2 separate regions of the Homo sapiens genome follow, and region 2 is linked to region 1. Evidence: chromatin loops called from intact Hi-C (ENCODE). Cell type or tissue: dorsolateral prefrontal cortex. All regions are shown on one strand. Links, peaks and the distances in the headings refer to the core of each region. The heading gives the core; the rest is flanking DNA.

What was found. Hi-C counts contacts between places; a loop is a spot of excess contacts. Peaks named below come from ENCODE experiments on the same cell type or tissue, not always from the same donor. Only the 100,000 strongest peaks of a DNase experiment are listed, where the experiment ranks them.
Region 2: it touches region 1 in a loop (3-fold over the local background); 3 of 110 quality-filtered maps call a loop at or near these places.

Annotation. Positions count from the first base shown.
Region 1 is chr2:174,838,779-174,855,867 of GRCh38, reverse strand. CHN1 (chimerin 1) reads left to right here. Exons shown (of 13, transcript NM_001822.7): 7 at 8,911-8,988. Among named protein-coding and RNA genes, the nearest start is that of CHRNA1, 83 kb to the right of the region's middle. In dorsolateral prefrontal cortex, for the core only: no CTCF peak of the experiment used is centred there; a DNase peak (open chromatin) is centred at 8,251; H3K4me3 peaks cover 4,312 bases; H3K27ac peaks cover 4,058 bases.
Region 2 is chr2:174,887,621-174,904,709 of GRCh38, reverse strand. All of the region lies in intron 5 of CHN1 (chimerin 1), which reads left to right. Among named protein-coding and RNA genes, the nearest start is that of CHN1, 110 kb to the left of the region's middle. In dorsolateral prefrontal cortex, for the core only: no CTCF peak of the experiment used is centred there; no DNase peak of the experiment used is centred there; H3K4me3 peaks cover 406 bases; H3K27ac peaks cover 5,056 bases.

The sequences.
Region 1 (17,089 bases), core at 4,317-12,316:
TTCAGCAAGATACTTAATTTATCAGAGCTTTTGTTTCTTCATCTATAATAGTGTTTCTTTAAGTCTTTAAAGTATACAATTCTTAAAAGTCTTTAAGTCTAAGTATACAATTCTCATCTATAAAATGAGAATTGTAATAACTACCTTACTGGTTGTTTGACAACTAAACTTTATCATACATGTAAAGCATTTACTAGTACCGTGTTATGCAATTGTCAGTTAATTAATGGAAGCTGACATATTATTGTTAAGTACCTTGGAATATATTCCACTCTTGGCTCTAATGGAGAAAAAATAGGTTACATATTATAATTCAGGGTATGCAAGTAAGAATAATCTGTGTATCTAAGTTGAGTTGAATTTGCTTGAATCCATAAATGTTTATGTTATAACTTGATTTTGGAGGTTTCAGGAAAGCTGTGTTGTTTGTGCCTCAATTTTAACATTTTATAGAAATTGCAGGATTTCACTAAACCTGAATGAGAAACTCATATTACCCAAGAGTTAATCCAGTTACTCAGCACCTTCCCAATCGTAAGGGTCCTGCCAGCTAGAACATTCCTCTGTGGTGCTTTTTGGATGGATTGTTGACTTAGCTTTGATAACTGGAGCATTGTGCTAATGATTCTATGGTATCACCTTGATGTTACAAAGGAGGTGGCTTTTTATGTTACATGAGGTCCTTCCAGTGTCCTAGAGAACATTCTGACTATAAATAAGTCCTGACATTTATTAGTTAGAGAATTATTTCTTTGGCTTAAGTCTCAATCCCACATTAAAAACTAGGTATTTGTGGAAAAGAGTATAATTGGTCATTTGTACTTTAGTGTGAATTGATAAGACCCTTTCCTATAAGCAGGATTTGATGGGATTACTGAGTATGAGCATGGATGTTCTTTTAATTATAAAATTGCCAGAAATAAGGTAAAGTAAAAATTGCATAACAGTGATGCTTATAATGTGTCCCTAAATTATTGGTTATAATTTGACCTGAGCTCACATTGCATAGAACAATGGCCGTAGGTCTTTAATCCATATCATAGTCACAAATTATGCTAACTCTGATCTTGGAAATGTAGGTCCTTTGACACAAGGAAAGAGAGGCAAACTTCCATTTATTGATTTCCTTTCTGTGCCAGAAGTAATGCAAAAATGCTTCCCACATAGTATCTCATTTGATTCCTAATAATTCTATACCATAAGTATTTTCAATTCATTTTACATATAAAGAAACAAAGACAGAAATAAATCAGTTACTTGACCAAGGAGGTGCCATAGCCAATAAATGACAGAGTTAAGGTTAGCACTTTTGTCTGGCCCCAGAGCCCTTGAGTTTCCTATTTTACCACACTTGGTGAAAATGAGACGCTAGCTCAATGCAAATCCAGTATTTGTGGATTTTTGCTTATTGGAAAAATGACAGGGTAGTAAGATCAGTGGGAATTTATTTGAAAAACAGTGAATGTGTTCCTATTCAAGGTCACCTATTTCACCTTCTATTTCTTATTCCTCACACTGCTCCTCTACCCCACCCCTTACCTTTTTTTTTTCTTTTCAGTGACATAGGCAATGTACATTGTGGCTTAAAATCCATGTCTCTTCACAAACAGGTGAAAAGTGGTTCTCAGTTTGGCACTGAGTAAAATTGATCATAGTAATTATAATAACAAAACAGTATTAAAATGAGAAAAATAGAATATAGTATTTTAAACACTTTATTGTAAAATGCAAAGATCTGCTATGAAAATTTGATCATATTTTTTGAAGTATTAACATAGTACTTTACATTTTTATTTATTTTTTCACTCAACTTTAATTGTGGATACAGGGCGTACATGTGCAGGTTTGTGACATGGGTATATTGCACTCAGGTAGCGAACATAGTACCCAATAGGTAGTTTTTAGATGCATCCCACCCTCTCCCTTCTAGTAGCTCACAGTATCTATTGTTCCCAAGTTTATGTTCGTGCATGCTCAGCATTTAACTTCTGCATGTAAGTGAGAACATGCATTATTTGGGTTTCTGTTCCTGCATTCATCTGTTTAGGATTATGGCCTCCAGCTCTGTCCATGTTGCTGCAAAGGACATGATGTTTTTTAATGGCTGCATAGTATACCATAGTGTGTATGTACCACATTTTCTTTATCCAGTCCACCATTGATGGGCACCTGGGTTGATTCCGTCTCTTTTCTATTGTGAATAGTGTTGTGATGAACATGGAAGTGCATGTGTCTTTTTGGTATAATGATCTGTTTTCCTTTGGGTATATACCTAGTAGTGGGATTGCTGGGTCGAATGGTAGTTCTGTTTTAAATTATTTGGGAAATCCCCAAACTGCTTTCCACAGTGGCTGAGCTAATTTATATTCCCACCAACATTGTATAAGTGTTCTCTTTTCTCCACAGCCTCATCAGCATCTGTTGTTTTCTGACTTTTTAAATAATAGCATTTCTGACTGGTGTGAGATGGTATCTCATTTTGGTTCTGATTTGCATTTCTCTGATGATTAGTGATGATAAGCATTTTTTCATATGTTTGTCAGCCATTTATATGTCTTCCTTTGAGAAGTGTTTGTTCATGTCCTTTGCCCATTTTTTATTGGGGTTGTTTTTTGCTTGTTGATTTAAGTTTGTTATAGATTGTTATAGACTTCAGTTATTCGACCTTTGCCGGGTGCATAGTTTGCAAATATTTTTCCCATTCTGTAAATTGTCTGCTTACTCTATTGATAGTTTCTTTTGCTGTGCACAAGCTCTTCGGTTGAATTAGGCCCACTTGTCCATTTTTGTTTTTGTTGCAGTTGCTTTTAGGGATTACACAAAAATTCTTTCCCAAAGTTGATACGAAAAAGGGTATTTCCTAGGTTCTCCTCTAGGATTTTTATAGTTTGAGATCTTTAAATCTTTAATCCATGTTAAGTTTTGTATATGGTGAAAGGTAAGGATCCAATTTTCATTCTTCTGCATATGACTAGCCAGTTATCCCAGCACTATTTATTGAATCCTTTTCCCATTACTTGTTTCTTAGGGAGTCCTTTCTCCATTACTTATTTTTGTCAGCCTTGTCGAAGATCAGATTGTTTTAAGTGTGAGGCTTTATTTCTTGGTATTCTGCTCTCTTCCATTGGTCTGTGTGTCTGTTTTTGTACCAGTACCTTGCTGTCTTGGTTACTATAACGTTATAACTTAGTTTGAAGTCAGGTAGTGTGATACCTCCAGCTTTGTTCTTTTTGCTTAGGATTGCTTTGTCTAGCCAGGCTCTTTTTTTGGTTTCATATGAATTTTAGAATAGGTTTTTCTAATTCTGTAAAGAATGATGTTGGTAATCTGACAGGAATAGTGTTGAATCTATAAATTGCTTTGGGCATTATGGCCATTTTTATGAATTGATTCTTCCAATCTATGAGCATGTGATATTTTTCCATTTATTTGTGTCATCTTTGATTTCTTTCAGCAATGTTTTGTAGTTCTCCTTGTAGAGATCTTTCACCTCCTTGGTTAGCCATATCCCCAGGTATTTTATTTTCTTTGTGGCTACTTTAAATGGGATTATGTTTTCGTTACCGGTTTTGTTTGTTTTTTTGAGACAGAATCTCTGTCACCCAAGCTGGAGTCCTGTGGTGCAATCTCGGCTCACTGCAACCACTGCCTCCCAGGTTCACGTGATTCTCCTGCCTCAGCCTCCTAAGTAGCTGAGGTTACAGGTGCCTGCCACCACACCCGGCTAATTTTTGTATTTTTTTTTTTAATAGAGGAAAAAAAGGGGTTTCATCATGTTGGCCAGGCTGGTCTCAAACTCCTGACCTCAAGTGATCCTCCCACCTCAGCCTTCCAAAGTGCTGGGATTACAGGTGTGAGCCACTGTGCCCAGATGGGATTATGTTCTTGATTTGACTCTCAGCATGGACATTATTGGTGTATAGAAATGCTACTGATTTTTGTACATTGATTTTGTAAACTGAAACCTTCGTAAAATCATTTATCAGTTCTGGTAGCCTTTTGCCAGAGTCTAATTTAAGGTTTCCTAAGTATAGAATCATATTGTCAATGAAGAGAAATAGTTTGACTTCTTCTTTTCCTATTTGGATTCCTTTTATTTCTCTTGTCTGATTGTTCTGGCTAGGACTTCCTCCTTACCGTTTTTATAGTCCTCCTCTCTATATTGCAGATAGTATGGACAAAGGTAGAAACAGAGGATTGTGGAATCTGCCCGTTCCCCATCCCATTTTCCAGGCCTCATTCAGATGAACCTACAGAATTGATATCTGTGTCAAGATGGGCAGGATCACTGGGTGCGATGGCTCACGCCTATAATCCCAGCACTTTGGGAGGCTGAGGCCAGTGAATCACTTGAGCCCAGGAGTTCCAGACCAGCCTGGGCAACATGGAGAAACTCCATCTCTAGAAAAAAAATACAAGAATTATCTGGGTGTAGTGGCATGTGCCTCTAGTCCCTGCTACTCAGGAGGCTGAGGTGGGAGGATCAATGGAGCCCAGGAGGTTGAGGCTGCAGTGAGCTCTGGTCACACCACTGCACTCCAGTCTGGGCAATAGAGTGAGACCTTGTCTCAAAAAAAAGGATGGGCAGGATCAGGTCCCACAACAGGTCAAGGATTCCCAGTCAAAATAACAAGGTAGATACTGTTAATGTTTCTATCAAGAATGACCTTGTAAGATATGTGCCCAACCAGTTTAGGCTCCCACCCAGTTAAACTATTTCTTCTGTTTTATAGAGCCAGAATATGAGAGGTGCTATATGCTTAACACCTTATGTTTATATACTACTCTCATAAGGTAGCAGAAAGAGCTGTCAGGCTTTGAAGACAAAAGATGGGGATTCTGAGCTCAGACCTCCACATCCTGACTGTGTGACCTTGAGCAACTCACTCTGTGAGCCCCAGTTTCCTCATCTATAAAGTGACCATTATGCAACATGCTTCCCAGGATGGCTGTGGGTACAATAGATAAGACAGCCTTGGGAAGCATCAAGCAGTGTTCCTGGATCCTTAACAATACTGAGTATCTCCTTTTCTTGCCACTTTCCACTTCTCTCCTAATCTGCTTCCTCAGCTGGCATACATGTCATTATATGCCATTATATGCCTTTTAAAAATTAGGATTAGATCCAGAGTATGGGTAATTGGGTAGAGACAAAACACAATGGGAAGGGCAGTGTTTCCAGGCATGCTTATGTGGTATAGACCTAAAGCAGATTACAGACTCCTTGAGGGCAGGGACCTGTGTCTTATACTTACACTATATACCTACAGCTAATATTGGGCTCAGCACCCCTGTAATCCTGTCATTTATTGGTTACTCCCTGCAGATAATCTTTTTTGTATGTCATTTCTTTAAACTTCCCAGTAACCTGTGAGACAGGTATTATTATTCATATTATGTAGATGAGGTAACCAAGAAACAAAGCAGAACTCCCAAGGTCAGTATTCAAACTTCAGTTTCTCTGATTTTAAATCATATTTTCTTCATTATACCACACTGCCCCCCAATAAAAATAGCTGCCTTCATTTGGTTTTATTTTTTAACCAAATATATATTGAACCTTTTTTTGTGTAAGCTGCTATGCTAGATTCAAGGTGTGTAGAAATACACATAAAGCCTAATTCTATTTAAACAGCTACACAGATAACTGATATGAGGTAGCATGTGGCAGTCCCATAACTAATGAACCAGTGAAAGACTGTGAGGTTCACAAGTGGATGATATCACTTCTAATTGGTGCAGATTATCAAAGCCATCACGTAGGAGGGGGTGTTTGAATTGAGCCTTGAAGTCTGCATTTCCTACTACATGCTAAACTTGAGATCATAAGATCTTGGTTACTACATTTTTCTTACCATCCATTGATAATTACTGCTAGTCTGTCTTACCATCTATTCCTACTCCTCAAAATTGAAAGAAGGTAACTAGAGAAACCACCTTGAATAGAATCAGAGAGAAGACTCCATGGTTTCCTCTCATTTTCTCACCTGGGTGGATATAGTGTAGTGTTTATGAGCCCAGCCCCCCCACCTACTAGCTGTGCAACTTTGGGAAGTAAACTGTAGGCCTCAGCCCTCTCAACTATAAAATTAAGATAATTTATGCCTCATAGGGTTTATCTGTGGATTCAGTGGGATTCTATGTATAAAGTGCTTAGTTGGGTGTCTGGAATATATGTACTCAATAACTAATAAGTGATAACCGTAATTAATAGATTCTATATATGAGTAGATGGCTATCTACTAGATATTGTAAGCATGAGTGATACACATTTGTCTAGAATGTCAGACTATTGATTATATTGGTTCTGAATTTTAGAGTTATCAATTTTTGTTATTTACAAGTTCTTCACCAAAATTAATGCAGAAGTGCAGTTACTGCCATGTTGAAGGCATAATAGTGACCAAACCCTTAGCCATTTGAGAGTAGCCAACGCTGTTTTCATCCTAAGCTGTTGTTTTCTATCTCCTTACTGCCCTAGGTAGCTGCTCAGATTGCAGTTAATCCAGAATTTCTTGACTAAATAGAACATTACTCAGGAAATACAGTACAATCTGCAGAGTCTACAGTAGACCTTACCTCTGAATGACAAAATGTTTACTTTTACCTAGCTATAAATTTTCTGGGTAACTATCATGAATATTTTTATGCTTGAATTTTAGTAACTATAGCTGTAGAACCAGGAATGATCTATAAAATAGGATGTTGATCAAAAATACTCAAGAAAAAGATGCTACTTTGGTTACATGTGTGATTGTTTTAACTTAGTAACTTGATATCAAATATTGTTGAAGAAAAAATTTTACTGTTCAACTTGTGTTTGGAGCTGTTTTTTTCTGGTTCCTACTGAGAATTGGTTAAACTTCACTTTAGGCTGTACATGTCTAAAGAGTCGGTTGGCCGTTATATTTTTAGTCATCATGTGACAAAATAGGTCCAATCTGAAAAGCAATTTAGGCTAGGCAAGGAGACTTTTTCCATTGCATTTCTTCTTGCAGTGGGAGCATTTTATGTCTCATATTAATTATCTAAGTATATAAACTCATGAAATTGAAACTCCTATGTAAATAAATTTTGCCTTTTATTTACTTAGACATAATTTTAGAAAAATAAAAGGGACTAAAGACTGAAGTAAACAAAAATAATTTAGGGATGTTTAGAAAATCAGTCATTTGTTATTTTTAATGTCTAGCATAGCTTAAGAACCACTTCATGCCCTAATTAAAGTAGAATATGCACTGGGCACATACCTCCTGTAGATTATGAAATCTGAGATTAAAGTATTTACACTACAAATATACTGAATCCATTTAAATACATAGAATTTTAGATGCTTTAAATACAGTGTAACATTGGCATAATTGGTTTAACTTAATTATTATAGCATGAGAAACAGATGATAGGACGTACTTAGGGAACCAAAATGGGAAATGTAAGCATCCTGTAGCACCTTAGTGAAAAAATGTAGGTATTGCTCCTAAGTCAAGTTGTGCTAAGTCTCTCACCTAGCCACCCCGTTTCTACACCAGCAAACAAAAAGTATATGGGTCCTATAAGTAGTTACACTATAATTGAGATCTGTGCAAATAAGGAATTATTCCCAACTGGCTTCCACTATGACCTGGCCTCAAGCTCTCTGAATAAAAAAAATGTTGAGACTAGAGAATTAAAATAATGGTTTCTTCTATGTAAGTGTAGCCCACAACAAAACTACTCATAATACAAAGACAAAACTGACCACTGCAAGCTGTTAGCAATGTGATGTGCATGCTCCTTGTTCTGCATGAAAATAGTATGATACCTAGTTAAACTTCTTTTATCTTTCATCAAAATACTCACCAGTTTTTCCTTGTCTTTAATAAAATTGGGTTTTGGTTAGCTAACCTCAGTCCATAATGAGCAAAGGATACAGATTAGCCTTTCATAATTTACCTGGCAGTGGTGCTGCATTATTTTTAAAACCTAGTGCTGTATGTATGTTAATTTTCCTCTGCTTTTAATAGGTTAAAAAAATTCCATTTTGCAATAATGCATGACTCATTCATTTCTCATTACCTTCCCACTGATTTTTTTTTTTTTTTTTTTTTTTTTTTTGCCTTGAGCCAGCAAGAAACTTACTTACATGAGAGGAGGGAGAAACAGAGACAGAGTGAGTTTAGGAATACAGTACTTAAATACTGTTGCTTGATTTTCATTGGTTATCTCCTTTCTTACGGTGGCCAATCTAATGCAGCCTTCCTTGTGAAATCCCTCCCTTCCCCCCACCTTCCCTGCTAGGGGCTTCATAGGGTGTCTGTTGCTAGAAACTGATTGCAGGCAGTATGTAGGCATCTTTCATTCAGAATGGACATTAATATCTTGAATAGAGAAGAAAGCTTTTAGAAATGTATCATTTGTCAAAATTGCATGCCTTTTAAAAAATGATAAAGAGAGATGCTGAGTGTTTTGTATGTTAGCATCGACTCTTTCTTTTTATTTCTGTTCAGACTCAAGTTTTTAGAAGCTAGAATATAGATCCCTTTAAGAAAAAAAAAGGAAGAAAGAAGAATTTGCTGGTTAGTCGACCTCTGTTTAAGAAGTGCTTCATCCTCCTCCTCCACCTCTCCGTGGTGTTTCTCTGCAGCTCTCTGTAGGTTAGGGTTCTGTGCTGCCTGGCAGAATGCTCATGTGTTAGCTGAATAGATATCATCGACAGACATAGACCACTATAGGTTTTCTTTCCTTGTGAATTCCAAAATGCCATCCAAAGAGTCTTGGTCAGGGAGGAAAACTAATAGGGCTGCAGTTCACAAATCAAAACAAGAGGGCCGTCAGCAAGATTTATTGATAGCAGCCTTGGGAATGAAACTGGGTTCTCCAAAGTCGTCTGTGACAATCTGGCAACCTCTGAAACTCTTTGCTTATTCGCAGTTGACATCACTTGTTAGAAGAGCAACTCTGAAAGAAAACGAGCAAATTCCAAAATATGAAAAGATTCACAATTTCAAGGTAAGAATATTTGCTTTTAGTCTTTTAAGAAATGCATATTACTTGAAATATATAATATTAAAGGAATATCTTATGTCTTTTTAAAACTAGGATGACTTGACTAAAATGTTCTTGCTATTTAAGGAGTGAGATGTTTTCAGCCTGATTTTACTTGAGGAATAGCTGAATAAGGCTAATAGAAATCCAACCCTGTTTTTCTCTAATGCTGTTCTAATATTGTTTTATCAATGTGTACTCACTGGTAAAAGTCTTGACTGATATTTAAAAGGTCTCAGTTAATGATGATTTTGGCATTGTTTTTATTTGTGATACAAATGTGTCTGAATACCTCTGTTGGAGATTTTATGAGAGGATTAGATCTGTGTTTCTGGTAAAAAGCTTTGGATATAAGAGGCATGTGCTGTTGCATCTGGATTGAGCAGATGGTTTGCATTTCTCATAGTTTCTGTCTTTTCTCCCCTGTTAATGAATTGACCATGATGAAAGGAGGATGGCTACCATGGGACTGTTGATGCTGCTGACACTAGCAGCTTCTCCTCACTTTTTGAGTATTTGCTTTCACCATGTATGCGTATGTGTAGTTTTTAATTATTGTGTTAATGTGGTTTATCAACTGTACTTGAATTTTCTTTCAAGGTGATATGTGTGTTGATTCAAGCTGTATGTAGATCTAGTCTGTATTTATAGCATGATATAAGGCCTTGAATTTCTGTCCTTTGCAATCTAATTCAGAGATTAAACAACGTGAGGTGGTGCATAAGTAGACCCAGTTACATTTAATAGGTAGATGCACTGGCATTTCTATAGTAACTTCCCAATAGTTAGACAACTTTGTGATGCGGTTCTTGAGACATGAATGTTCTTAGTTTAGACAAAGTATCATTAGGTTTTATTTTAGAAAGGGAATAATTTGGTTTCAAAATGTGATAAAGCTGGAAATCATGATCTTTCATTTATTTATTTATTCAACATTTATTCAGCACCTATAATGCACCAGGCTCTGAAATAGATAATTTCATTCCACATTTGCAATTTATTCTGATTTTTAACACCAGTATTTATTTTACTCAAACACTAAATACCAACACCCCCCCCCCCACCCATATGCTCTGCATTTTCCATAGTGAGGAATAGGTTTTTGTGATCTTCAGATCATTTTGGGATGAAGGAGAAATTACCTAATAAAATTATGTTTCTTAAATATGTGGGCTATGTAAAAATTGCTAATATTTTAAAATAAACTAAATAACGTTTTCTTCTTCCTCTTTAAACATATTAAGGACCTTACCTTTCAACCAATATCTTGATTTAAAATGAAATAGAGGCAACTTAGTAGATTAAATACCGGATAGAAAAGAGGTATCATATGTGTATCTAGCATTCACTACATCTTTCATTTAGGAACCTAAGCAATACATTCAGGCTTCTAGGCCTCAGTTTCTTTTTGCATGATATACAACCTGATCTAACAGGATTTTTATCAGGAAAATGACCCCAAATAAATCCTTTTGCCAATATGAAGTTATGTCAAAAAAGAAGTCTTTGGGTTACTAATAAAGAGGAAATTGTATGTACACTGTTTAGAAATAGCTGAGATCTTAAATATATCTCCAAAGATGTACTCTGATTTGTTCAGCAAAAACAGCAAAAACCTACTAAGAATGCCATTTGAGTGCTAGGTCAAGTTCATTATACATGCTTTTTATCAATATTGATTAAGAGCAACTAGGAGGTCTATTCAAGAATTTGCATAAACAAACTCTTTTTGTGTTTGTATCTTCCAGTTGTTTCTCAATTTTAACACATGGCTTTAATGAATAAATTCTACACAGCTGGAAAGTTCTGACTCTGCCATCAACTGTAACTCTTACCTTGGTATCTAAACTGCTTTAAAGATACTTGGGTGTTTTTTTTAAGCCTTAAAAAATGGAAAGCTTCTTCCTTCTCTGGAGCTGAAAAATAATGAAAACCAGCTTGGACTTGTTCTTAGAGTATTTATGCTCAAGAAAGAGTTCATTTTAGACAATGAGTTGCATTACATATTATTTAGAGTTGCTAATAAGGTCAGAAATCTCGGAATTGACTCTTTCCATTGAAGTTACTCTCTGTTATTTAAAAATGTTTCTGTGGGGTGGCACTATAAAAAATAAGAAAGGAGGAAAGTCATACTTGACTTCCAAGAACATCCCAGACTCTGTGGCAGGTGCAGTTCTCTCCCACACAGACGCTCGCTTAGAAGGTCACTGATTGTGATATACACATCTATGTATGTACAGTTCAGAAATTTGTGTGGGGAAAAACCGTAGCATTTCCATGACGATAATCATTCATGTATCCTTGTCATTATGGTGGTAAAAGTGTATTCTGTATAACCACGGGCCCACTCACCAAAGCCTCATTTCAAGGTGGTTTTCTTTTTTGCTTCTTGAACTGCCTTGTTATGTAATACTGCTCTGTGGAATCGAACAGCTGTCAAACCTTATTTCAGGGAGTGAAGCCAAGAATGCCTTCTACCTTTGGTGAAAGCACTCACTGAGGTGAAAGCCAAATAAACCAACTGGACCTAACTTCAGCCTACAGACAGGCGTTTGTTTTTGGGGTTTGGGGTTTTTTTAGTAGAATAAAACAGGAAGGCTTCCCTTTTGCTATGTTATGTAACATGGTCTCTTTTTTTTTTTTTCTATTGTTACTTATAAGGATTTGAGAAAGCATCTATCACAAGAAGGATAGTTATATCCCTTAGGGAGGTTATTTTACAGATAAATGCACCAAATCCTCTAAAAACTATTACACTATAAGTTATCTAAATCAATTAGAAAATAATTGTAATTGTCCCCTGGATCAACCTCTTATTTTAAGAGCTACCTCATCCTAATACAACATACAACACACACACACACACACAGAGAAAGAGAGAGAACAAAACAAACTCTAACATTAAAAATAAAACTCAGGCACCCTTCCAGCAATGATTGTGCCATGCATTCTGAGGCTTTCTGGGTAAAATGATAAATAAGATCCAGCCTTTGCCCTCAGGAGCTTGCTTATTATATGCACCACCTTGGGTCAATTGCTTAATCTCTCTCTACATCGGAAAAATTGAGTTCCCAGTACATGTAGATACATGGTAGCCACTATTTTTGTTACTACAAATACCCCTAAGTGGGTTTTTTTTTTTTTCTGAATCTATACTGACATTTATTTATACTTAAGGGTTCATCTGAATCCTCTTATTCCTGTCCAGTTGCAGAGATTATGATGTGATTGAAAACCTTAGCATGATCGTGGGGACTGTGCCTAGTTGTCAGGCAGAGTTAGATGTTGCATAAGAATAGCTACATTTGGCCAGGCACAGTGGCTCATGCCTGTAATCCCAGCACTTTGGGAGGCCGAGGTGGGCAGATCGAAAGGTCAGGAGATTGAGAACATCTTAGCCAATATGGGGAAACCCTGTCTCTACTAAAAATACAAAATTAGCCGGGTGTGGTGGCACGTGACTGTAGTCCCAGCTCCTCTGGAGGCTGAGGCAGGACAATCGCTTGAACCCAGGAGGCAGAGGTTGCAGTGAGCCGAGATCACATCACTGAACTCCAGCCTGGGCAACAACAGCAAAACTCCGTCTCAAAAATAAATAAATAAATAAATAAATAATAAAAGCTACATTTTTCATGCACTACAGAATGCAGTGAAATCCTCTATATTTATTTTACTCTTTTCAAATTAAACTGTTAAATGTTTCATCTGGTTTGTTGCTTAATTCAGATAGCTCTATAAAATAAAATCAAGAGCAGATACAATATTATAATAACGACAGAAGCTAGGCTACTTAGGCAAATTAAGTAATTAAAAGAAAACAACATTAAGAATTATAGGGAGTAGATACTAAAAATATGAGTTTAATTTTTTAAGGTAGTCTTGAATTAGTTGTTGATTTTCATTTCAGGTACTTGCAGTCTGCATGTAAATGAAAGATATAAGATATTGTATTAATAGATTTAGTGTTGCCAAGATAACAGGCAAACAGTGAATCCTGAAATGTGAATTGATATTGCAATTAAAATAACACTGTAACATGAACCTTATAATAGTTAATAAAATTACTGATTCAAGACCTACTAGGAAAAAGAGATCATACTGAACCCAGCAATCCTAGCCAACAGACTGGACACTGTGCTGTCTGGTGAACTGAAGGGCGGCAGTGGCCGACACTCTTGCTGAGGGTAGTCTTTCCTTTCCTCCCGAGGACGTGGGCAAATCCAAGCCCCCTTTGGTCTTCATTTGGTTCACATTTATAATAAAATTAATACAAAATGAATGAACAAATAATAATTTTAATATAAACTGTGAAGTTTTAAACCACATGGTCTAAGGGTTCTCTTACAGCTCTAAAATTCTCGGACTTAATTATAGTGTATTGTGAACCATTAGATTTATTACAAGTATTCCATTTTTCATTAAAATTTTATTGAAGTTCCTATGGAGACAAATTTTCAATACGTTGATTTGAAAAGGAACTAAAATTAACTATATATGAAAGAATATTTAAAACTTTATATTAACAGCAGTGAAATGTCGTATTCAGAAACAGTGTCTATCACCTCTTTCATATTATCCCCACCAACCCTCACACCACCACCTTGCCTCCCTCCATTCTTCCTTGCCCTTTCCCGATGTCTAGTAAAATGCCTGTAACTAGCAGATGCTCAAGAAGCATTTGATAAATGACTAAATGAGTACACAGTGTGACATGCGGGGGACCTTTGGTTGTTGTTACTTGAAAACCTCTTCTCATGACAGCAGGAAATTAACACAAAAATAGAGTCTTCTATTGGTCTTAAGATCTGTATTGTTACAATGTTTTCTTTTAATTAGATTTATGTGAGTTTTCAAAATGAAATAAAACCCAAGATACCATCATGTTATCTGATATTGACTAGAGAATCTGTGTACATATTTTAAATGCTCAGGAATTTGAATAGTGTTTTGAATTAATGGTATTGTAAATGAAGGTAAATGCAATATTACAAAAGGGAAATGACAATCTAGAATGCTTCATTATGCTTCTGCAATAATGTCTCTCATCATTGCCTCTTCTGTGGATATGAACAAGGAGTGTCCAACATAAACATTTTAAAGGAATAATGTGAATTATTCCTTTAAATAATTTTACTTGGAAATTTAAATAATTTTAAATAATTTCTTACTTGGAATTTCTCCAAGAAAGAAATTAAGTGGAATTATATGTATTTCTGTTGTACACATGCACACACACACACTCTTTCCCCAGTTCTCAATGTGGGCCACTTGCAAGAGAAGACAAAAATAGCGCAGATCAGTATGTAGCATAGGTTCTGTCTGCCTAAGGCAATCGGACATGTAGAGGACTGATGAAGAGAAACTAGGAAATTGGTCAGAATCATCTTTAAAGTCCCTGTAAACATTGTATTTCTGTTGCTGCCTATTATAGTACATATCTGATGCTGCAGAAGCCAAAAATGACAGCCACTGCTCTGCTTTCCACTTCTGCCAATGCTGCTGGTGAGGAGGACCACAGAACCTGTGCACTGCCCCTCAGCACGGTGGCCCTCTCAACCTCACCCTGCCTGGCCTTATGGTTTGTCATGCTGGCTGGGGAACTGGTATGACACCCCGAGTACAAGTCATTCAGATCCTTAAGGTTATCAGAAAGGTTACTACCTGCCACTAATAATCCGAAAAGAAACATTTCACAAAGTTCTTGTTGGTTTGCACATAGTTGCATATACTTCTTTGTAGCTATCTTATGGGACTAGAGAATTTAAATTGCTATACTTCAGAGAAACCCATATTATTCTCACAGACCATGGCCCTTTATTCTGGAGATGTTTTATAATCTGTCTTTATTCCCCAAGTTCCAAATTTGGCATCTCTGTATTATACTGCCTCGCTGACACAAATTACTTATCAGTATGTTTTTTGTCTCTTCCATTCAAGCTTTCTACTATATCTTTTTTAAATGTTTTAAATGAGGAAGACATGTTTTGTCTTCCTCATTCCTTTCTAGCCTCTTGTTCCATGTCCATGTGGGCCCCTGAAAAGATTGGCTCTTTCAATATATGTATGAAAAATTGCTGTTGAACATACTAACTCAATCTTTTCAAAGAAAAATCCCTTAACAGTGTCGAAACATCTTGCCCACAGTATTCTCTAACCTAAAATAAAACTCTCCAGGCTTTCCTAGCTCCGTTTCCTCCTTGCTCATCCCTCAAGTATTTATCAAGCAGCTGTTGTGTGCAGACCACTCTGTTAGACATGGGAGGAGACACAGTAATATGTAATGTACGGTCCTTGACTGCTGGATATATGCAAACTGACTGAAAAGAAAGCAAATGTCAATATAATGAGAATGATGAGAAGGTCATAGGAAGGGTTTGGGGCCAGGCACAGTGGCTCATGCCTGTAATCCCTACACTTTGGGAGGCCAAGTCAGGAGGATTGCTTGAGCCCAGGAGTTTAAGACCAGCCTGGGCAACATAGAGAGACCTTGTCTTTACAAAAAATTTAAAACATTAGCTGGGTATGATATTGTGCACCTGTGGTTTCAGCTACTTAGGAGGCTGAGGTGAGATCACTTGAGCCAGGAGATAGAGGTTGCAGTGAGCTGTGAACACACCACTGCACTCCAGCCTGGGAGACAGAGCAGGACCCCATCTCAAAAAAAAAAAAAAAAAAAAAAAAAGAATGGTTTTATGCATAAACACTGGCAAAATACCTTTAATTTTATGTGCCACATATGTATAATAATGCCATATTCCTCATGGTTCAATATTTCATATACAAATACAAATGACATCTCTGCCTGAAACAGAATGACAGTCAGAAGTGAGTATGCAGAGTAAAATTCGACAGAGGGTAGTTTAAACTTTGGAGAGAGATTTTTTTTTGTGTGTGATAAGAACATGTCACATGAGATCTACCCTCTTAAATATTTAAGTAAGGCCAGGTGCAGTGGCTTATGCCTATAATCCCAGCACTTTGAGAGGCTGAGATAGGCAGATCACTTGAGCCTAGGAGTTTGAGACCAGCTTAGGCAACATGGCAAAACTCTGTTTCTATCAAAAATACAAAACTTAGCTGGGCGTGGTGGCACATGCCTGTAGTCCTAGCTACTCAAAAGGCTGAGGTGAGAGGATCACTGGGGCCCAGGAAATCGAGGCTGCTGTGAGCTGTGATTGTGCCACTGCAATATGGCCTGGACGATAGAGCAAGACCCTATGTCAAAAAAAAAAAAAAAAATCTTTAAGTGCACAACACAGTATTGTTAAGTAAAGGCATCGTGTTGCTCACAAGTTTCTAGAAGATACTCAATCTATTATAACTGAAACTTTATATGCATTGAACAGCAGCCACTCTTCTATTCTGAGTTTGATTATTATAGATACCTCATATAAGTGGAATCATGCAATATTTGTCCTTCTGTGACTGACTTATTTCACTTAACATCATGTCCTCCAGGTTCATCTCATGGTGTCATATACGGCAGGATTTCCTTTATTAAGGCTGAATAAATATTCTATTGTATATATATACCATACTTTCTTTAAGGATATAAACGCATAGGAAAAACACGCAATTTTTAAAAGTCACCTCTTACAGTTAATAACAATGTATAAGAATACATTGAGAATAAAATCTCTCTGAGAGTAGATTTTAAGTGTTCTCACTACAAAAAATATGTGAGGTAATGCTTACATTAATTAGCTCAATTTAGCCATTTCACAATGTATTTGCATTTCAAAACATGTTGTACACAGTAAATATAATTTTTATTTATCAATTAAAAATGAAATAATTGTCACTTCTTCTAAATTTTTTTTTTTTTTTAAGACAGAGTCTCACTCTGTCGCCGAGGCTGGAGTGCAGTGGCACAATCTCAGCTCACTGCAACTTCCGCCTCCTGGGTTCAAGCTATTCTCCTGTCTCAGCCTCCCTAGTAGCTGGGATTACAGGTGCCCACCACCAAACACACACCACATTTTTGTGTTTTTAATAGAGATGGGGTTTCGCCATGTTGGTCAGGCTGGTCTTGAACTCCTGACCTCAGGTGATCTGCCCACCTCAG
Region 2 (17,089 bases), core at 3,968-11,967, 49 kb before region 1:
AACTTGTTTAAAAACAATATCTGGCTGGGCACGGTGGCTCATGCCTGTAATCGCAGCACTTTAGGAGGCCAAGGTGGGCAGATCACCTGAGGTTGGGAGTTTGAGACCAGCCCGACTGACATGGAGAAACCCCGTCTCTACTAAAAGTACAAAATTAGCCAGGTGTGGTGGTGCATGCCTGTAATCCCAGCTACTTGGGAGGCTGAGGCAGGAGAATCACTTGAACCTGGGAGGTGGAGGTTGTGGTGAGCCGAGATCGCACCATTGCACTCAAGCCTGGGCAATGAGTGAAACTCCATCTCAAACAAACAAACAAACAAACAAAAAATTCAAAAACAGTCATAAAACATGCAGCACTTTATCTAAGTTGACAAGAGGTATGACACAGGAGTAAACTCTTAGTTTTTATTTTTTTAATTTATTTTTTATTATTTATTTATTTATTTTTTGAGACGGAGTTTTGCTCTTGTTGCTCAGGCTGGAGTGCAATGGCACAATCTCGTGCCACAACCTCCACCTCCCGGGTTCAAGCGATTCTCCTGCCTCAGCCTCCCGAGTAGCTGGGACTACAGGCATGCACCACCATGCCCAGCTAATTTTGTATTTTTTAGTAGAGACGGGGTTTCTCCATGTTGGTCAGGCTGGTCTCGAACTCCCAACCACAGGTGATCCACCTGCCTCAGCCTCCAAAAGTGCCGGGATTACAGGCATGAGCCACCGTGCCCAGCCTACTCTTAGTTTTTAAATCAATGCCATTTTAGTAATTAAGATTTTAAAGTTATCAACACATTACTATTTTTATAAACAGATATACCTTTGTTTAAAGCCTTTAAAGATAAGGTTTATTCCAACTTATTCTCAAGGGTTAACTTTCCACCCCCGTAGTCTCAAAAGAAAAAAGCCAAATTAAGTGCATTTGAAGTTTAATAATTTAAACAAAAATCCCATTATACGATCACTTGGTAATTATTTGTACTTATAAAAATAATTTTATAGTAACCTTGTATAACTTATCAAAGTAAAACAGCAATAATTCTTTATAAAAATAAGCGTATTTGCATCTGTGTAATTTATTATATTTCTGTTATAAAAGCAGCACATAGATATGGTTAAAAAATTTTGAAATAAAAGTGTTTAGAATGATAAATTATAGTACTTTCCCACCGTGACATACTTCTAGTTCCACTCCCTAGAGATAACACCATTCACAATTACTTTCTATCCTTCCAGAAACTGGTCATGCATAAAATATACTTCTGTTTTTATGGCATATGTGCATATTGTGTTTTATTTTAAATGAAAATCATTAAGGAGTGGCTAACTGTAACAGCAAAGATGATCTCTAGTCTTTGCAGAGGTTTGCCCTATTGTCTGCCTGACTATATAGTTGTGCAATAAACAGCTAATGCCTGACAAAAGCCATCATTACCTTGTGTATTTAGTTTTAGCTAATTGGTAGTTTAAGATCATGTTGAGCCAGATTCTGTGAGTTTAGCTTCAGTGCCTATGAGGAGGTTGATGATCAGTGATAGAATGGACAACGAGATAGTCAAAAAGGACTCATCTGTGTTCTGTAAATGTAGTTGTTATTTAATTTATTGTGGCTTTGAGTTTAGAATACTGATAAAATTCTATTAAGCAAGGGATTTCTGTGAGAGGGTAATACAATCTTTACAGTTCTGAAGATTTTGTGTGAAGAAACTATTGCTGCTATCTTAGAAAATGATAAAATGCACTGAAGTAAAAAATGTAATTTTGCTAATGATTGAAAACACCCAACAATTCCTAATTGAATCTCAAAACATTAGGTTGACTTATAAAGTGAGCTTGGCCAAAGAGTTCCTGAGTAAAGCCAGAGAATCATAGTAGATACTGATAAAGGGGCTTTTGCAGTTTTAAAATATGAAAATTGGTTGAAAGCATTTTTCATGTTAAAGAAGAAGGATCAAAAGGAACTGGGGAAGGATTATGCTGCTAGTAGGCGTTGACGTGTAATGTACTGTGTGTTCTTTTGATCTGATAGCTCATGATAGGTTCAGTTGGTTACCATGGTTTCATTCCATTTCCTGCAAACCTTCTTGTTGTGCTATTTGGAATAAGTGAAAAATAATGTTCTGTAGAACATTTTTCAAAACTGTTTTTCTCCTCTTAGTTTAGATTATGAATCATTTTATGGGAAAATTTTAAGATATAAGAGTAAGTGATAACACATGATGACAGTAACATTTAGTTCTGCAGTATTAGAAAATTAATATTGATGAAGGGGATAGCACAATTTATTTAAAATATAATATATTATCAGTGCTAAAAAGCTTTTTAAAAACATTGATATAATAATTCCAGTTTATGTGAGGTACCCTTGCTCAGGTGTTCTTTAATAAAACAAACCATAGAAAGTAATTGATGTGACACAGTAGGAAATGGCTAGTTTAACATAAGGCATCCCTTACTTGAAAAAATTGATGTGTTCCTGAAAATGTGTTGCAAATTGAACTGTATTGTAAAAGCACAAGAGGAGATAGCTGTTCAAAAAGATTAGCATTTTTTCCCTGACAAATATACAATACAAAAAATATTTTAAAATGTAGGAAAACACAAAGGCAAAAAGCACCCCAATTCTACTATCCAGAAATAATCACTGTTAAAACTGTGTTGTATGAAATTCTAGCATTTTCCCGAGTTATACAGAAATGACTTTATACAAGGTACACTATATTATGGTATGCTTTTTTTCAGTTAGCTGTGTATTATGAATATTTTCCATGTTGATAAATATATGAGAAGTTTGCTATTTGAATTAATTCTTCGTAAGGTTAAGTTTCACCTCCCCTTTTTAAAAATTCTGATTTTCACTTACATTTACTTATTTAAATGTAGGTCTATCAGTAACTTTGTTTTTATTACCACGTGTACTATATATAAAATGCAGAAAAGTAGGAAAAGGAAAATATTACCTATAATCTCATGGCCCTCAAAGACAAACATTATTTTTTGGCATTTATTAAATGTATTTTTGTTGTTCTCCCTGTTGCTTTGTTTTTAGAAAATTGCAATATCCTTCTAGGTGCTGGAGATACAAGGAAAAACAAAACAGTCAAGATCCCTGGCCTTATGGAGCTTAACAGTTTATTAGGTAGAGAGAGGATTAGACTTTAATGAATTGTCCCACAAATGCCAAGCTAAAAACTGAGGCAAATGCTGTGGAAGGAAAGCAAGGGAGATACGAGTGCATAAAGGAGGATCTGATCTAAACCCAGAGTCTCACTCTAAATCTAAATTGCAATCAGGGAAGGCTTTTCTGAGAAAGGAAAGTCTGATTTGAGAACTGAAGCGTTGTGAGAGTGATCTAAGGAAAGAGAGTGAGTGAGAGGGCAAAGAGAAAGAACCTAGAAGCCCGACCAGCATGTCCATGCAAGGGCTGCAGTGCACATCTCTGAACTGAAAGAAGAGGGTGGCCGGGAGCACAGTGAGTTGGAGAGGGAAGAAGTGAGGCTGCACATCTGCTTCTTGTAGGCCCGGTTAAGAATTTTGCTCTTTATTCTAAGAGCTGGGCTGTGACATAACCCAAGCTTGAATTTCCTTTTGGTTTCTGAAGAATAAACAGCTGAAGTAGATCAATAGTGGATGCACACAAGAAAGTTACTTGTTACCTTTTCTCTTAGTAACCTCTTCATGTCCATTGCCCTATATATTTTGTGTATAGTATTTATGCAACCATTTATTATATTTACCATGCAAGCTTTCTCTATTTTTGTTGGTCTTTGACATAATTTAATTTTTCCTGGTTACACTTCAGTGAATCTTTTTCTAAGTGAAAATTTTATTTTATAAAATTTATTCCATTTTTCTTTGCCCTAGATAGCACACCTCCACAAGATATTTGATAGTTACTTTTTTTTTTTTTGAGATGGAGTTTCGCTCTTTTTGCCCAGGCTGGGGTGCAATGGCGCAATCTCAGCTCACTGCAACCTCTGCTTCCTGGGTTCAAGCGATTCTCCTGCCTCACCCTCCCGTGTAGCTGGGCATACAGGCACCTGTCACCACGCCCGGCTAATTTTGTATTTTTAGTAGAGACGCAGTTTCACCATGTTGGCCAGGTTGGTCTCGAACTCCTGACCTCAGGTGATCCACCCGCCTTGGCCTCCCAAAGTACTGGGATTACAGGCGTGAGCCACTGCGCCTGGCCTTGATGGTTACGTTTTAAAAATTTTTATGAGACAGGGTCTTGCTCTGTTGTCTAGCCTGGAGTATGATCATAGCTCACTGTAGCCTGGAACTCCTCAGCTGAAGTGATCCTCCTGCCTCAGCCTCCCAAGTAGCTAGGCCTACAGGCACATATCACCGCACCTGGCTAATTTTTTCATTTTTATGTAGAGACAGGGTGCCACCAGGCTGGTCTTGAACTCCTAGCCTTCTCCTGAACTCCTGGCCCGAGAAGCAATCCTCCCTTCTCCGGGTCCCAGAGTGCTGTGATTGTAGTTGTGAGTCACTGCCCCTGGCCTTGGTAGTTACATTTACTTTCTTCTAGATTTCATGGTGTGTTAACATGTAACTTGTTTATCCACCAATAATTTATTTTGATATTCGATAAATATTTTCCCAACTGTATTGTATTTAATACTTTCTTCAAAATATTAATAGGTACACAGAAGTAAAGTAGAATATATTTGGGGATTGTTGCATACTGTATCCCTGTCCTGGTGATATTTCTAAAGACTCTGAGAAGTTCTGCAGTGAAACAAAATGAACATACATATACACATAAAAACTGACAGTTTGTTATTTCCCTAACTTTTTTGAAAACAGATAACACTAATGCCTCACAGAATACCATATGGTATAATTCTTAAGATTTGTTTGCTAATGGCTAAGCAGTGGTTCCAATTCAATCTGGGTGACCTTTCCACCCCTCTTCCCAATTTTGGGGAATTATTCTTAACATCTTATTGATGTCAACTCTACTTTGGAATTTGACAAGCTCCTCAAAATTGAGGTTACATTTATTTTTCCTGTCCTTAATTTTAGTCAAAAAGACATGGCTAAGCACATAGATCAGGTGTTGGCAAACTTTTTCTGTAAAGGATCCTATAGTAAATATTTTAGGCATTGCAGGCCAATTGAGAATATTATGTTATATAGATGCTTGTGTAGCCATTTAAAAGGTAACCACTGAAAAATTTAAAACCAATGTTTAGCTTGTTGGTGATACAATAATAGGCAGTGGCCTAGATTTGGCTCTAGAGCTAAAGTTTGGCAACCCCTGTCTGTTACTGCTACCATCTTTGGCAAATCTTTGACCTCTTTACACAATCTAGAGTTGACATATATACTGAGTCACAGACACAGGGACAAGAAGATATTCACAGGATGTAAGTGTTTTTATTTTCACTTTGCTTTTGTTGTTCACATGTAATTGCTACTATTTTTATTGCTGATTTTTAAACTTACCTATACTGTGACTCTTTCTAATTCATATGTATCGTGTCTGTCTTCTCCTGAGTGCCCTCCTTTTCAGTTACCAAAGTTTTTCTTAGACTAGGCTTCTTACAGCACTTTTTCATTCAAAAAGAATCTACTGGTATAAATGTATATAAAAAAGGAACTGAGAAGGTAACAAGGCTGTGTGGGGGTCTAGGAACCAAAGGAGCCCGTCCTACTGACAGCCAAGGAGTTTTAAAGCTCTGTGACTCCCTCAGGATTTTCTTGGAATTTTCTAAGCAAGCCCAATCTCCATAAAAATAACTAAAATTGTACTCTTTATTTTTCCTATATCATTGTAACAGACAAACAAAAGCATATTTTGGGGTGGCAATACTAGGTAATCGGGAATATTTTAGGGACTTCCTGTTTATACATTTTTTTAGTTTATTAATTTTGTTATTATGGTAGAATTCTTAGACAAGAATTTTCTGCCACTGTTGGGGAGAAAGTTAACATAGGATCACCTTTTAAAAAATTTATAGTATTGTGCCCAGATAGACATGATCTTGTAGAAAAAAAATCTTAAAATAATGAAATTATTCTATCTTTGCAGTAGGGAATGAGAACTGGAATTAGGTTTGACTACAAGTAACCGGATAAGAAGCGACAATTTCTTTGTTTTTTTGAGACGGAGTCTCGCTCTGTCGCCCAGGCTGGAGTGCAGTGGCGCGATCTTGGGTCACTGGAACCTCTGCTTCCCGGGTTCAAGTGATTCTCCTGCCTCAGCCTCCTAAGTAGCTGGGACTACAGGTGTGCGCCACCAAGCCCAGCTATTTTTTTTTTTTTTTTTCAGTAGAGACGGGATTTCACCATGTTGGCCAGGATGGTCTCAATCTCCTGACCTCGTGATCCGCCCGCCTTGGCTTCCCAAAGTTCTGGGATTACAGGCGTGAGCCACTGCGCCTGGCCAGAAGTGACAATTTCTTACCCAAAATAGTTGTTTGTTTTTCTCCCATGTTCAAAGTATTGGGAGTGACTTCAAGGCTGGTGTGGCTCTCCACAAGGTGAGAGGCCCTGACTAGTTCCATTTTGTTGCTTTTCCTGTGTGTGGCACCCAAATTTATCTCGTGGTAGCTGCAAGGCACCAGACTTTATATGCACATTCCAGCTAATGAGACGGCAGAGGGGTGAAGATACCATTTGGATTTATTCTCATTTGTCACTCCTACCAGTAAGGTAAAAGAAGCTGAGAAATGTAGTAGTTAGTCTAGGGAGCCATGTTCATACCTGAAAATCAGGATGCTATCACTGAGGAAAAAGAGAGAAATGGATATTGGGAGGCTGTCAGCAGTCTCTGCGGCAGAAATAAAAGATTTCTGTCAGATTTAGGAGCAAGTCACTCAGTTGGAGAAATACTTTAAGTGGGTTCTTTCCTTCTCCCTGCCTCTTTTTTTCACCACAGGCCTTTTTTTATTAATAGTCCCAGAAGAGAATAGATTGTAAATCAGTTCTAAGGAACCTATTCTTTCTGTGTTGTCTGAACTGTCTTGCTTAGCCAGCTTTCATTTTCATTGTGTTTATTTTTGTGTTTTCTATCAAGTTATGAGTTTGCTTGTTTTCAAAATAAAAGTACATACATATATGGGTAGCTTAACTAGCTACTAGACGGGCTGATGAAACTCTACACTGTTTTTTTGATCTACTACAGGAGGCGGGGGGAATACTTTATTACATGGAGCTAAACTTTGGGGTATTTTGATTTTTTTTTTTTTTAACTATCCTGCCAATAGAACAAACACGTCTAAGACCTATCTGAAAATATATATGTTTATATATACGTATATACACACACACACACACACACAAGCACACAGAGATTTATTTTATCTGTTGATAATTCTGTTGTGATCTTAAGGCAAATGTTGATCTTTTGTCGTTTATGCTGACAGCCGTTCAAGGACAGGCTTCTGCTCTGCCAAAATACAAAAGAATAAATGCATTTCTCTTACATTATAATGTGCCAAACAATAAAAATTCAGTAAGTGTACACAATAAGATATTGCTTAATTCAGGAATAATCATCTTTTCAGTCTTTAAAATCAGTACATTTCAGAAACTGGAACATCCATTTTGAATAAGAAAGAGCATAAGGTTGCAAATGGTTATCCAGCATTTTATACCCAAATTTTGCCAGAACACACAGAGAATACACCAATTTTAGAATTTGCCAGAATCTATCAATAGAAGGTGGGAGGGGAAATCCCTTTCTTCCTTTGCTTCCCTCCTCTCTGTGCTCTTTCACATTTAATTATAAGCTATTTCACTAAATTTATATATATGATTTGAGTGTTGATATATTTACAGTATAGGTAAAAAGGTAATTTATATCATTAGATAATAGATGTATATTATATACATATGGTGGTGATATTCATTAACCAACAAATACAAATTTTGAGGATTTGTTGATAAACAGAATTAAGTACAGTGGTGTTGGAAACAGGAAAACTAGAAGCACCAACACCCATAACCATTGAAGGTTAAATGTTAAATGTAGTCATTAACTGAATTTACTCATTTACTTTGCAGATTAAGAGGATGAATATGATATATACAAAATGTGGGCTTCTGTGTAGTGCTGTCTGTGTGTCTTTCTAAAAATTGTGTAAAAGCATGATGTGACAAACTGAGTTGGACTGACATCATGATTTTCAGCACAAATACATGTATTGGTTACTAAAATACTTTCATTGAAAGATATATATTAAGTTCATATAGTTATCTACCCAATTAAACTGTCCTCTCTATCCCAGCCAAATGTCACCATATGCTTTTTAGAAAACCGTGATTTAATTGTGTTTAGATTTTAAGAAATTAGCAAAGCTCAGGAAGCAGTGACAGGCTGGTAACATGCCTTGAAAACAGTATGAGATAAAATAGGAACTTGATTAAGAAGAGGGAGGAGAATACAGATAAAGATGTGAAGCAAAGAGGTTTGTGTTTTCTCTTTTATAAGTGTAATCTTTAGCATATCTAATACATAGAGAAGTTAATGCGTTATGTAGCAGTATTCAGTTCTACCTCAGGAATACAAACCAGGCTCTTTATACTATACTGGGGCTTATAATGAACATATGTAGATCTTATATATAAAGGAGTTTTTTTTTTAATTTTAGATTTGGCCTTTGTGACTTCTCATTTTCCAACTCCTATAATTTAAAAAAATTGAAGCCCAAAATTATTAAGAACTTTATAAATGTCATATAAGCAAACATAGATGTGGATTTAGAGTCAGTATAGGTGTTTTGGGTGTTCTTAATTAATTGGTCCAAAGTCACTTTCCTCTTTTATCAGAAATGTTTCAATGTCTTGATTTTAATCACATTCATTTCTCTCCTCTGCTCACTGAAACTGCTGATGAACCTTCAACTCTCTGTGAACAGTTTTTTGTGAGTTGAGCTGAGGAGAAAATGGAAACTTTCCATGTATAATTAATACTTATAGTAGAATCTGAAGGGATTGAGATTTCAGAAACCTACTTTGCTATGAATAGCATAATTTTTCGGATGGCCCATTCAGTTTTTAGATTAAGGGTAATAATTACTTCTGTTGTCTTGCATGAAGAGATATGTTTGGATTTACAGAGGGAAGGGCAGTTATTAACTTGTCTCAATGGATTATCTTTTTGGTTCTGTACCCCTGTTTTTCTGAACTTGCTTATTTATCTTTTTTAACTTAATAATTTTTAAGTGCAATTACAGTATTGTTAACTCTATGCACATTGTTGTACAACAGCTCTCCAGAACTTTTTCCTCTTGTGTGACTGAAAATCTGTACCCATTGAACAACTCCCCATTTCCCTTCCTCCTACCCCATAGCAGCCACCATTCTACTTTTTGTTTGCATGATTTTGACTGCTCTAGATATCCGTATAAGTGGATCCTTTTTATGATTGGCTTATTTTGCTTAACATAATGTCCTCACGGTTCATCCGTGTTGTAGCATATGAAAGGATTTCCTTCATTTTAAAAGCTGAATAATACTCCATTGTGTGTGTGTGTGTGTGTGTGTGTGTATATATATATATATACACACACACACATATATATACTCCTATATATAACCACATATGTATACACAGTAGTCCTCTCTTATCTGCAGTGTATACATTCAAGACCCCAGTGGATACCTGAAACTGTGGATAGTACTAAACCCTTTGTGTGTGTGTGTGTGTGTGTGCGCGCGTGTGTGTGTGTATATACTATGTTTTTCCAGCTGATAATGAGCTACTAAGTGACTAACAGGTGGGTAGCTTATACAAAATGGATATGCTGGATAAAGGGACAGTTCATGTCCTGGGAGAGACAGAGAGTGAAGGGGCAAGATTTCATCACGCTATTCAGAATGGCACGCAATGTAAGACGTGTATTATTTATTTCTAAATTTTCCATTTAATATTTTCAGACCGTGGTTGACCATAGGTAACTGAAACCACAGAAAACGAAACCATGTATGAGGTGGACTACTGTACCACATTTTCTTTATCCACTCATCCATCAATAGACGTCTTGGTTGCTTTCACATCTTGGCTATTGTGAACAATGCTGCAGCGAATATGGGTGTGCAAGTATCTTCAAGATCCTGTTTTCTATCCTTTTGAATAGATATGCGGAAGTCGGATTGCTGGGTCATAATAATAGTTCTATTTTTAATTTTGTGAGGAACCTCCATACTGTTTTTCATAGTGTTTTTCACCGTTTTCCAGTCTCACCAACTGTACACAAGCATTCCATTTGTTCCACATCCTCACCATTTGTTATTTTCTGGTTTTTTTGGTAGTGGTCATTTTAATGGGCATGGAGTGATATCTCATTATGGTTTTGATTTGCATTTCCCTGATGATTAGTGATGTTGGACATCTTTTCATATGCTTGTTTGTCATTTGTATATCTTCTTTGGAGAAATGTCTGTTCCTTTGGCCAGTTTTTAATTGGGTTATTACTACTTTTTGGTTATTGAGTTATAGGGGTTCTTTATATATTTTATATATTCTGGATATTAGCCCCATATCTGATAATATGGCTTATAAATATTTCCTCCCATTCCCTAGGTTACCTTTTCACTCTGTTGATTGTTGCCTTCATTGTGCAGAAGTTTTTTGTGCTGTCGTGCCATTTGTCTGTTTTTGCTCTTGTTACTTGTGCTTTTGGTGTCATATCCAAGAAATTACTGCCCATTCCAATGTCATGATGTTTTTCCCCTATGTTTTCTTCTAGGAGTTGTGTTGTTTCAGGTCTTCTATTTAGGTCTTTAATCCATTTTGAGTTGATGTTTGTACATGGTGTATACAGATGATTCCTTTGCATATAGATATCTAGATTTCCCAACACTGTTTGTTGAAGAGACTATCCTTTTCCTGTTGTGTAGTCTTGGTACTCTTGTTAAAGATCATTTGACCATACACATGACAGTTTATATCTGAGCTCTCTGTTCTCTTTCATTGGTCTATGTCCAAAACCATACAACTTTGATTACTGTAGCTTTGTAGCTTTGTTATATGCTTTGAAATGAGGATATTTGAGGCATCCAGCCTTGTTTGTCTTTCCCAAGATCGTTTTGGCCATTTGTGGTCTTTTGAGATTTCATATGAATTTCAGAATCTTTTTTCTACTTCTGCAAAAATTCTATGGAGGTTTTAGTAGGGATTGCTTTAGTGTCTAGATTGCTTTAGTGTCTAGATTGCTTTGGATAGTATGGACATTTTTAACAGTATTAAGTTTTCTAACCTGTAAACATGAGTATCTTCGCATTTATTTGTGTCTTCTTCAATTTCTTTCAGTAATGTTTTGTAGTTTTTAGTATACAAGTCTTTTGCCTTTTAAGTTTATTTCTAAGTATTTTATTCTTTTTGATACTCTTGTAAATGGAGTTGTCTTCTTAGTTACCCTTTCGGATTGTTCATTGTTACTACATAGAAATATAGCTGATTTTTCCATGTTGATGTTTGTATCCTGCAGTTTTACTAAATTCATTTATTGGTTCTGATAGTTTTCTTGTGGAGTCTTTAAGGTTTTCTACATAAGAGATGATGTCATCTGTGAACAGAGGTAATTTTACTTGTTCCTTTGCAATTTGGATGCTTTTAATTTCTTTTTCTTGCCTAATTGCTCTGCCAAGAACTTCCAGTACTAGGTTGAACAGAAGTGGTGAGAGTGGCCATCCTTGCCTTGTTCCTGATCTTAGAGGAAGAGCTTTCAGTTTTTCAGCATTAAATTTGATATAAGGTGAGGGCTTTTTATCTATAACCCTTTTATACTGAGGTAATTTCCTTCTATTCCCAGTTTGTTGAGTGGTGTTTTTTGTTTTTTAAATGCAAGGGTGCTGAATTTAGTTAGATACTTTTCCTGCATCAATTGAGGTGATCATGTGGTTTTTGCCCTTCATTTTGTCAATGTAGTGTATTACATTTATATTTTGTATAGTGACTCATTCTTGCATCCCCGGGGTAAATTTCACGTGGTCATGTTATGTATGTAATTCTTTTAATGTGCTGTTTAATTTGGTTCACTAGGTTGGTGAGGATTTCTGTTTCAATATTCATCAAGGATATTGGTCTATAGTTTTCTTGTAGTAATCTTTGTCTGGCTTTGGTATCACAGTAATGCTAGCATCATAAAATGAGTTTGGAAATATTCCTTCCTGTCTTAGTCTGTTTGTGCTGCTGTAACAAAATACAGCAGACTGGGTAATATATAGACAATTGATGTTTATTTCTCATACTACTGGCATCTGGTAAATCCAAGACCACGGTGTTAGCACATTTAGTGTCTGGTGAGGGCCCAGACTGTGCTTCCAAGATGGCAGTCTGAACACTGTGTTCTCACATTGTGAAAGGAACAGAAGGGAAAAAGGGCCAAACCCTGGGTGAAGCCTCTTTTATAAAGGCTTTAATTCCATTTACAAAGTGATTGTTTCATAAAGGCCCCACCTCTTAATACCACTGCATTGGAGATTAAGTTTCAACATTAATTTTGCAGGGGACACAAACATTCAAATAATAACACTTCCTCTTCAAATTTTTAGAAGAGTTTGAGAAGGAATGGCAATTATTCTTTTTTAAATGTTTGGTAGAGTTTTTCACTGAAGCCATCTGGTCCTGTCCTTTTCTTTATTGGGAAGCTGTTGACTGCTGATTCGATGTCCTTGCTAGTTACAGGTCTGTTCAGATTTTCTGTTTCTTTATAATTCAGTCTTGGTAGGTTATATGTTTATGTGAATTAATTCATTTTTAGGTTATCCAGTTTGTTGACATATAATTATTCATAGTAATTTCTTTTACTTTTTATTTTTGTGGCATCAGTTGTAATATTTCTTGTTTCACTTCTGATTTTAGTCTTTGCTATATTTTTCTTAATGGCTTGTCAATTTTGTTGATCTTTTTAAAAAACTAACTCATAGTTGGTTTTTTTTCCTCTGTTGTTTTTCTAGTGTCTATTTTGTTTATTTCAGCTCTAATCACTGCTATTACCTTCCTTTTGCTAACTTTGAGTTTTATTGGTCCTTTTTTTCCCCTAGTTCCTTGAGGTGCAAAATTATTTGATTGAGATCTTTCTTTTTTCATGTAGGTATTTACCACTATAAACTGCCTCTTAGTTCTGCTCTTGCTGCATCCCAAAAGTACGTTGTGTTTTTCTTTTCTTTTTTTTCTTTTTTTTTTTTTGAGATGGAGTCTCGCTCTGTCACCCAGGCTGGAATGCAATGGCATGATCTCGGCTCACTGCAACTTCCACCTCCCGGGTTTGAGCAATTCTGTACCTCAGCCTCCTGAGTAGCTGGGATTACAAGTGCCCACCACCAAGCCCAGCTAATTTTTGTATTTTTAGTAGAGACAGGGTTTCACCATCTTGGCCAGGCTGGTCTTGAACTCCGGACCTCATGATCCACCCATCTCAGCCTCCCAAAGTGCTGGGATTACAGGCATGAGCCACCGCTCCCGGCCTATTTTCATTTGTCTCAAGATATTTTCTAGTTTTCCTTGTGATTTCTTCTTTGACCCATAGTTTTTCCAAGAGTATATTATTTGATTTCCACATATTTGTGAATTTTTTAGTTTTTCTTTTTTCTTTTTTTTTTTTTTTTTTTTTTTTTGAGATGGAGTCTTGCTCTGTCGCCCAAGCTGGAGTGCAGTGGCACTATCTCGGCTCACTGCAAGCTCTGCCTCCCAGGTTCGCACCATTCTCCTGCCTCAGCCTCCCAAGTAGCTGGGACCACAGGCGCCCACTACCACACCCGGCTAATTTTTTTTTTTGTATTTTTAGTAGAGACAGGGTTTCACCGTGTTAGCCCTACCGTGTTAGTTTTTCTACTGCTATTGATATCTGGTTTCACTTCATTGTGATCAGAAAAGATACTTGGTATGATTTAAGCCTTCTTAAATTTTTTAAGACTTGTTTTGAGGCCTAACACATGATCTAACCTGGAGAATATTCCATGTATATGTGAGAAGAATGTGCATTCTTCTGCTGTTTGGTGGAGTGTTCTGTATGTGCCTATTAGGTTCAGTTGGGGTATAATGCTGTTTAAGTCCTCCTATTCCTTGTTGATTGTCTATCTGGTTTTTCTACTCATTATTAAAGTAGGGTATTGAAATTTCCTGCTATTATGTTACTATGAATTTCTCCTTTCAATTCTGTCAGTGTTAGCTTTGTATATTTGGGTGCTCTAATAGGTGCGTATATATTTTTTCTTCTTCTTCTTCTTTTTAAAGATGGTCTTGCTGTATTGCCCATGCTGGTCCCGAACTTCTGGGCTTAAATGATGCTTCTGCCTCAGCCTCTTGAGTAGCTGGGACTAGGGCAGGTACATGCTACTGTAGCTGGCTAAGTGCCTATAGCCTTATATTTATACTTACTATATCTTCCTGGTGAATTGACCCTTTTATTATCATGTAATGTCCTTCTTTGCCTCTTGTAACAGCTTTTTACTTAGTAAAAGTCTATTTTCCATGATACAAGTATGGTCACCTGCCTTCCTTTGGTTACCATTTGCATGGTGTATCTTTGTCCACCCTTTCACTCTTGGCTTGTGTGTTTTTACATCTAAGGTGAGTCTTTTGTAGACAGTGTATAGTTGCATTTTGCTTGTATATTTATTCAGCCACTCTCTATCTTTCAACTGGAGAGTTTAATCCATTTACATTTAAACTAATTATGGATAATGGAGGACTTACTATTGCCATTTTGTTAATTGTTTTTTGCTTATCTTATAGCTATTGTCTCTCTTCTCTGGTTGCTTTCATTTTTGTTTCATTGTTTTTTTATTGATATGGTTTGATTCCCTTCTCATTTTCTTTTGTGTATTTCATATATATACATACACACACGCGTGCACACACACACACACACACATATTTATTTATTCTGGTTAGAATTCTTCAAGCTTCTTAAATTTGGATTTCTATTTCATTTCCTCAAACTTGGGATATTTCTTCAAATTAGCTCTGCTGCTTTTTCTCTTTCTGGAATTCCCATAATGCATATATTGATACACTTTGTAGTATCCCATAAGTCCCTTAGGATTTCTTCACTTTTTTTGGTTCATTTTTCTCTTTATTCTTTGAGGTCAATAATTTCAAATGACCTGTCTTTAAGTTTGCTGATTCTTTCTTCTGCTTTATAAAGTCTGCTGTTGAATCCCTTTTTAATCCATTTATTGTATTCTTCAGCTATAGAATTTATTGGTTTCTTTTTTATAGTTTCTGTGTCTTTGTTGATTTTATTTTGTCATGCATTTTTTTCCTTGATATTGTTCAGTTGCTTATCTGTGCTGTCTTGTAGATCATTGAATTTCTTTTAGACACTTATTTTGAATTCTTTTTCAGATATTTCATAGATATCCATTTATTTGGGTTTAGTTTCAGGAGATTAATTTTGTTCCATTGATTGTGCTATTTCCTTGTTTCTTCATATGCTTATAAGTTCATTCTTGTTTTTAGCTGAGTGTGTTTGAAAAAAAAACCACCTTTTCCAGCCTTTATGGACTGGTTTCATACAGGAGAAAACCTTTATGAATTAACCTGTGTAGAGATTCTAGGGGCCTCTAAAACCTTTTAGGGGAGATGTGTTTTCTCTGGGCTTGTGTGTGTAATTTCCCAGTTAGAGAGATTTGCTGGTTTCTTTTTCAGGAGCTTTTAATCTCTTGCTCCCTCTGGTATCTGTGAGTAGTTTTGCAGGTTCTTGGTCTACAGCAGCAAGCTGTCCCACTCTCCCCTGAATCAAGTGAGACGTTAGTCCCTTGAATAGCTTCCTGAAAAGTTGGAACACCATATTCATACTCCACTCTTCTCCCTCCCACCTTTTGTGGATTCACACCGGGCTGCACTGGCTTCTCTGTGGCACCATAAGACCTCTTTTGCTGCTGCAAACCATCCTTACATTACCAGTTCCATTAGTGCTTTGAGTGAGTGCCCTGAGGCAAGAGGAAAAACAATCCTTCAAGAAACCCTCTAAAAAGCCAACATTGCATGCATGTTCCACTCTTCTCCCCACTGCTCTCCCCCATCACCCAGAAGCTGCAAGAAGAGCTTAGCTGTGCAGCTTGGGGAAGAGGTTATTGTGGATAAAGTGAAATGGCTCTTCTTACCTTTCAATGCACCTCCTTCTGGGCTTTGCATTTACCTGGAGTACTGCAACTTCTTAACTGGTTTCTGAAGTTCTCTTAAAGGTATTTTGATTTGTTGATATATTACCCTTATCTTATTAAATGCACTGAATGTTTGTTTTGATTTGTCTCCCCTCAAAACCCCATATTGCCCTTTCTTCCTTGAGTATAGTAGAACAGATCTATGAATGCTTCATGTTATCCCCAGGCTACAATCGCCGCCTTATGGTTCTTGTCATCCTTCCGAGTGAGTGTTTCTCCCTCCTCTTGTTCCCCATCTGCTCTTATTTCAGACAATTGTGTAGGTTTTGGCTCAGCTTCTGCTCTCAATTGTGGTCATTCTCCAAGATGCAGATTGACCTTTCCTGCTAGGACTTTCAAAATTTTGCCAAGGGTTCCAATAACTGTTTGCTGCCAGGTTTTTAGGTTCACTAGAAAAAGAAAAAATGTATTTATGACTCAAGTGTTTTGATTTTTAGAGATGGTACCTAATGTACAAGGTTATATATTTGAGTCTCTATTGAACATGTTTTTTTCCTGGTGCTTTTGATCATATAGTTATTAATTTATTTTCTGAAAATATCTTCACATATTCTATAAATATACCTAAGTGCAGGCACTACCTATAGTAAATATTTATAAGTCTATCTGTCTTTAAAAATGAACTAAGGTCCTCCAGGGCAGAAATGAAGTCTTGTACATCTTGGTTTCCTTAAACCTTTTGCAGTGGTTGGCATATACTGGGCTTATTTAGTAGAATTGCATTGAATAATAAATTGTCAGACTTAGAACGCTTTTCTGTGATACAGTTCTTTGCATAAATAGGAAACTGCAGAAATCTATTTTTCATTCCGTTTACGACTCTTGTCTTAGGATCTCTTAAGTAGACAGATATTCATGATTTCTTTGTTATGTTGCTCTAAAAGATACATAGCCTAATTATGGGGCTTTTGATAATCTTTTTGGCCCTGTGATTTTAAATAAATATAGGTGGTTGATTATTCAGAAA